2 separate regions of the Homo sapiens genome follow, and region 1 is linked to region 2. A link is an interaction called in ENCODE POLR2A ChIA-PET data of the cell type or tissue named here. Cell type or tissue: Panc1. All regions are shown on one strand. Each heading gives the region's core, and the rest is flanking DNA. Links, peaks and the distances in the headings are about the cores only.

Region 1 (2,914 bases), core at 100-2,599, 360 kb before region 2:
TACAACCTCTGCCTCCCAGGTTCAAGCAATTCTCCTGCTCAGCCTCCCGAGTAGCTGGGATTACAGGCACGTGCCACCACACCCAGCTAATTTTTGTATTTTTAGTAGAGACGGGGTTTCACCATGTTGGCCAGGATGGTCTCAATCTCCTGACCTCGTGATCCACCCGCCTCAGCCTCCCAAAGTGCTGGGGTTACAGGTGTGAGCCACCATGCCCAGCCAGAAATTTTAATTTTAAAAAGTCATAGGCCTTTTGGAAGTTGTACATTTGTCTAAGCAATAACTAAAATTTGTTTCTTCTTTGGTTGTTGAGGTGTACTAAATTTAAAGAAAATAACATCTACACTTTCCACAGTATAATTTCTGCTTTGTTGTCTGTACTTTGCAGCAGGCTTCACTGCATTTTCAGAAACGTCCTCTTTAAAATTTTCATATTTCATTATGTCAGCCATACTGAATTCCTTTTCAAAATCTGTATGAATCTGTTCCACGGCCTGAGGAGCCTCCATCTCTTTGCAGATGGTCTACGTATGTACTTCATCTGGGCCTGCAGTGAAAAAGTGTTCTAGCAGGAGTACTGCAAAACCAGCCTTAATGATCTTTAGCAAAGTACTCTGTGTCATGTTCACTTTCAGATACTCTGTCTCTCTCAGTACTCAGTTCTTGCAACATGTGTTCCAAGGCCCCACTCAAAGTAATGACCAATACACCGGAGTCATACTTGTCCACCAACTCTTTATTTTTATCAAACATTCATTTTTCTTTCTAATGCAGACTTTTTCATAAAGATTAATCAAGTACACCACTGGTTTAGAAGTAAAAAATAAATATTTAAAAATACAATCTCTTTGTCCCAATCATGATAGAAACAATGATGTTTCTTTTGATCTATACCCAGGATTTGACTGCAAATTATATCATGTTTGGGGCTTGTGATGGTTAATACTGAGTGGCAGCTTGATTGGATTGAGGGATACAAAGTATTAATCCTGGGTATGTCTGTGTGGGCATTGCCAAAAGAGATTAACATTTGAGTCAGTGGGCTGGGGAAGGCAGATCCACCCTTAATCTGGTGGGCACCATCTAATCAGCCCCCAGAGAATATAAAGCAGGCAGAAAAACATGAAGAGGCGAGACGGGCCTAGCCTACCACCCTACATCTTCCTTTTCCTTTTTTTTTTTTTTTTGAGACGGAGTCTCACTCTGTTGCCCAGGCTGGAATACAGTGGCATGACCTCGGCTCACAATCTTTATCTCCTGGGTTCAGGTGATTCTCCTGCCTCAGCCTCCCAAGTAGCTGGGATTACAGGCATGTGCCACCACACCCAGCTAATTTTTGTATTTTTGGTAGAGACAGAGTTTCATTATGTTGGCCAGACTGGTCTCGAACTCCTGACCTCAAGTGATACACCCGCCTCAGCCTCCCAAAGTGCCGGGATTACAGGCGTGAACCACCACACCCAGCCCACCCTACATCTTTCTCCCGTGCTGGATGCTTCCTGCCCTCAAACATCAGACTCCAAGTTCTTCAGTTTAGGGACTCAGACTGGTTTTCCTTGCTCCTCAGCTTGCAGACAGCCTATTGTGGGACCTTGTGATTGTGTAAGTTAATACTTAATAAACTACTATATATATATACTATTAGTTCTATCCCTCTAAGAGAACCCTGACTAATATAGGGTCTTTTGTTTCTTTGAAGACAGGGTCTAATTCTGATTGCCCAGGCTGGAGTGCAATGGTGCAATCTCGACTCAGTTCCTCGAGTTCCCAGGCTCAGGTGATTCTCCCATCTCAGCTCCCCAAGTAGCTGGGACTACAAGTGTGTGCCCCGACACCTGGCTAATTTTTTGTATTTCTTTTTTCAGTAGAGGCAGAGTTGCGCTATGTTGCCTAGGTTGGTCTCAAACTCCTGGACTCAAGCAATCCGCCCGCCTCCGCCACTCAGAGTGCTGGAATTACAACTGTAAGCCACCGTGCCTGGCCTCAGGTTTTAATTTTTTATCTCCTTCACTAGTTTTCACTAAACTAGAAAAAGGCCACCTTTTCTAGTTTATCTTTAATGGGCCCAATTATTCCCTCATATTTAAGCCCTTCATGTATTAGTTTTTGTTGTTTTTTTTTTTGAGACAGAGTCTCACTCTGTTGCCCAGGCTGGAGTGCAGTGGCATGATCTCGGCTCACTGCAACCTCCACCTCCCAGGTTCAAGTGATTCTCCCAACTCAGCCTCCCGAGTAGCTGGTATTAAAGGCTCCTGCCACCACGCCCGGCTAATTTTTGTGTTTTTAGTAGAAACGGGGTTTCATCATGTTGGCCAGGCTGGTCTCAAACTCCTGACCTCAGGTAACCCACCTGCCTCAGCCTCCCAAAGTGCTGGGATTACAGGCGTGAGCCACCACGCCCGGCCTCATGTATTACTTCTATATCTCAAACAGGATCTATACTTTCTTTAACATGCATGATATCATTATCTTTGGAAGCAAGTGTTAGAGGGAAGATTCCATCACAGGCACTGATTTGAGATAAAAAAGCGTCTCCACGGCCGAAATCAACTCCTCTCACAAAGCCAGCAATATTCACTACATCTAGAAAGGCAGAAATTTTGCGTGCTAGTTTGTGGTCCTGACAAAGAAAGTCAAATCTTTCATCTGGCACAGGTACTCTCCTCTAGTTAGAATCAACAGTTTAGAATAGGAAGTTTACTGCTGAAGTCTGACTACTGGTTAATACAGTGAAGATGGCAGATTTCCAAACATTTGGCAATCCAGCAACACTAATTTTCAGTGAGATTCCAAATCTTCCAATAATTGGGAGTGGTTTAATTCCATCACCTCCCTTTTTGGGGGTCATCATCCTTGGGGTGGGCAATGATATGGGGTATCAGTGTCAGCGAGGGACAGGTCCTGCTGGCAGTCA
Region 2 (2,914 bases), core at 180-2,679:
TGCCCAGCCATTCGTAGCCCTTTTGGTTGTCGTCCTTTTTTTTCTGTCCCCCCCAGTGGCAGAAAATGGACAACTCACAGATCTTCCTAAGAATGACATTCCATGGTTTCTGGGTCCCAGGATCTCCAGTCAGTGGCTAGTCCCCCCATTCCCCCTAAAATCCCTGGGAGCCTCTCAAAGCGGGTTGATAGAGAACACAAGGGAGGCTGACTTGCTGTCTCATCCATTCCAGGCCACAGAACCCTGAGCTGAGTGTGGATGTCTGGGCAGGGATGCCTCTGGGTCCCTCAGGGTGGGGTGACCTGGAAGAGTCAAAGGCCCCTCACCTACCCCGTGGGCCAGCCCCCTCGGGCCTGGACCTCCTTCACAGGCTTCTGTTGCTGGACCACTCATTGGCTGACCACCTGAATGAGGATGTGAGTCTGACGGTCTCTAGAGGGGAAGGAGCCATGGGATTAGATGGCCTGAAATGTTTAAATAATCAGTAGTTTTTTGTTTTGTTTTGTTTTTAAATCCCAACGTGGACCAAGCGTGGTGGCTCACGCCTGTAATCCCAACACTTTGGGAGGCCGAGGTGGGTGGATCACCTGAGGTCAGGAGTTCGAGACCAGCCTGGCCAACATGGTGAAACCCCATCTCTACTAAAAAATACAAAAATTAGCCGGGTGTGGTAACAGGTGTGTGTAATCCTAGCTACTCAGGAGGCTGAGGTGAGAAAATTGCTTGAACTTGGGAGGCAGAGGTTGCAGTGAGCCAAGATGGCACCATTTGCACTCCAGCCTGGGCAACAAGAGGGAGACTCTGTCTCAAAAAAAAAAAAAAAAAAAAAAAAAAAAAAAAAAAAATAGCTGGGCGTGGTGGCACATGCCTATAATCCCAGTTACTCGGAAGGCTGAGGCAGGAAAATCACTTGAACCCAGGAGGCGGAGATTGCAGTCAGCCGAGATTGCACCACTGCACTCCAGCCTGGGTAACACAGCGAGACTCTGTCTCAAAAATGAAAATAAAAAAAATAAAAAAATAAAAAAAAAATATCTCACTGTGGTCTTAGGGGATGTTATTTCAATAGTGAACTATGTTCCCTCTGGGATCAGAGCAGGTGAGCCCATATCCAGAGCTCCAAGACTCAGTTTAGGGGAATAGATGGCAAAGCAGAGAATCTAGAGAAGCAGCCCAGGGTAGGATCTGGATGGTCACCTGGAGAGGAGACCTGCAGGGAATGGATGGCTGTCTTCATCCAGAAAGACAGAGAATATATTCCACTTACACCAGAGGGCAGACAAAGCTGCCTAACCCTGATGGAGGTCCAGTGAGTGCCCATTGCAGGAAGCATTCAAGCTGAGGCTGGATGAACATCGACAGGGCTGTTGAGAGGGAGATTAGATGGCATTTCAGGGTCTTTTCCCTTTTAAGATTCTGGCATGGAGAGCTCTAGTTTTCCAACCAGCTTCATTTATCAAATCAACAAAATGATTGAAATGATCAGAGTTTGCAGGGAAGATGATGACAATGCTCACTAGCACCCAGTTTGCATCAAATTGAATACCTGCATTGGACTGAATATTCACTAATAATACACATTGATTATAAGTACCCTTGGCCCTAGTCCCCAAGGTACCTGCCAGTAGGAGCAAAGGGGACCCTGGGAGAGACCCAGGAGTCTATGCAATGGAAGGACAGGTGTTAAATATATATATATATATTTTTTTGAGGTAGAGTCTGACTCTGTCACCCAGGCTGGAGTGCAATGGCGTGATCTTGGCTCACTGCAACCTCCACCTCCTGGGTTAAAGCAATTCTCCTGCCTCAGCCTCCCGAGTAGCTGGGATTATAGGTGTTCACTACTATCCCCAGCTAATTTTTTTTTTTTTTTTTTGAGATGGAGTCTCACTCTGTCGCCCAGGCTGGAGTGCACTGGTGCAATCTCGGCTCACTGCAACCTCTGCCTCCTGGGTTCAAGCGATTCTCCTGTCTCAGCCTCCTGAGTAGCTGGGATCACAGGTGCACGCCACCATGCCCAGCTAATTTTTTGTATTTTAGTAGAGACAGGGTTTCACCATGTTGCCCAGGCTGGTCTCGAACTCCTGAGCTCAGGCAATCTACCCACCTCAGCCTCCCAAAGTGCTGGGATTACAGGCGTGAGCCACCGCACCCGGCTCATCCCCAGCTAATTTTTGTATTTTTAGTAGAGACAGGGTTTCACTATGTTGGCCAGGTTGGTCTCAAACTCCTGACCTCAGATGATACACCCGCCTGGGCCTCTCAAGGGCTGGGATTATAGGTGTGAGCCACTACACCTGGCCAGGTGTTAAAGATCTGAGTCATAGTTCCTGGTGATTCTCCAATGTATGACCCTCAATTCTCCAGTGTCTGAACGGCTCCCAGCTGCTGGTCAATTTTGGCTTGAGCCCCGCTGCTCCTCTGACCCCTCGTCAGTTTGCTCTGCTGTGCCCAGCCCTGCTTTATCAGATCGACAGCCGCGTCTGCATCGGCGCTCCGGCCCCTGCACCCCCAGGGGATCTACTATCTGGTCAGCAAGTAGGAGTGGGTGGGGGACACCCTGAATCCTGGAAGTGGGGCCCATGCCAAAAAGGAGGCTCACTGGGGTCCTGCCTCTCCTTGTAGTGTTCTCTCTGCTCCACCTTACGTGTGGGACCCTCCTCTTGCCCTGACCTAACTTCAGCCCCTGATTCTCCCCAGCCCTGCTTCAGAGTGCCCTGGCAGTCCTGTTGCTCAGCCTCCCTTCTCCCCTATCCCTGCTGCTGCTGCGGCTCCTGGGACCTCGTCTACTACGGCCCTTGCTGGGCTTCCTGGGGGCCCTGGCGGTGGGCACTCTTTGTGGGGATGCACTGCTACATCTGCTACCGCATGTATGTGAAGCCCCTTCCTTGTACCCCTGGCCTCCATGGATCTA

Evidence for each region. Peaks named below come from ENCODE experiments on the same cell type or tissue, not always from the same donor. Only the 100,000 strongest peaks of a DNase experiment are listed, where the experiment ranks them.
Region 1: POLR2A ChIA-PET joins it to region 2 with 12 read pairs; 2 of 35 experiments call an interaction of 5 or more read pairs at or near these places.

The regions. Positions count from the first base shown.
Region 1 is chr12:55,869,755-55,872,668 of GRCh38, forward strand. It overlaps the pseudogene OLA1P3 and the pseudogene RN7SL676P. Among named protein-coding and RNA genes, the nearest start is that of MMP19, 28 kb to the left of the region's middle. In Panc1, for the core only: no CTCF peak of the experiment used is centred there; no DNase peak of the experiment used is centred there.
Region 2 is chr12:56,232,457-56,235,370 of GRCh38, forward strand. SLC39A5 (solute carrier family 39 member 5) reads left to right here. Exons shown (of 13, transcript NM_173596.3): 5 at 233-416; 6 at 2,368-2,530; 7 at 2,701-2,870. Among named protein-coding and RNA genes, the nearest start is that of SLC39A5, 3.9 kb to the left of the region's middle. In Panc1, for the core only: no CTCF peak of the experiment used is centred there; a DNase peak (open chromatin) is centred at 1,267.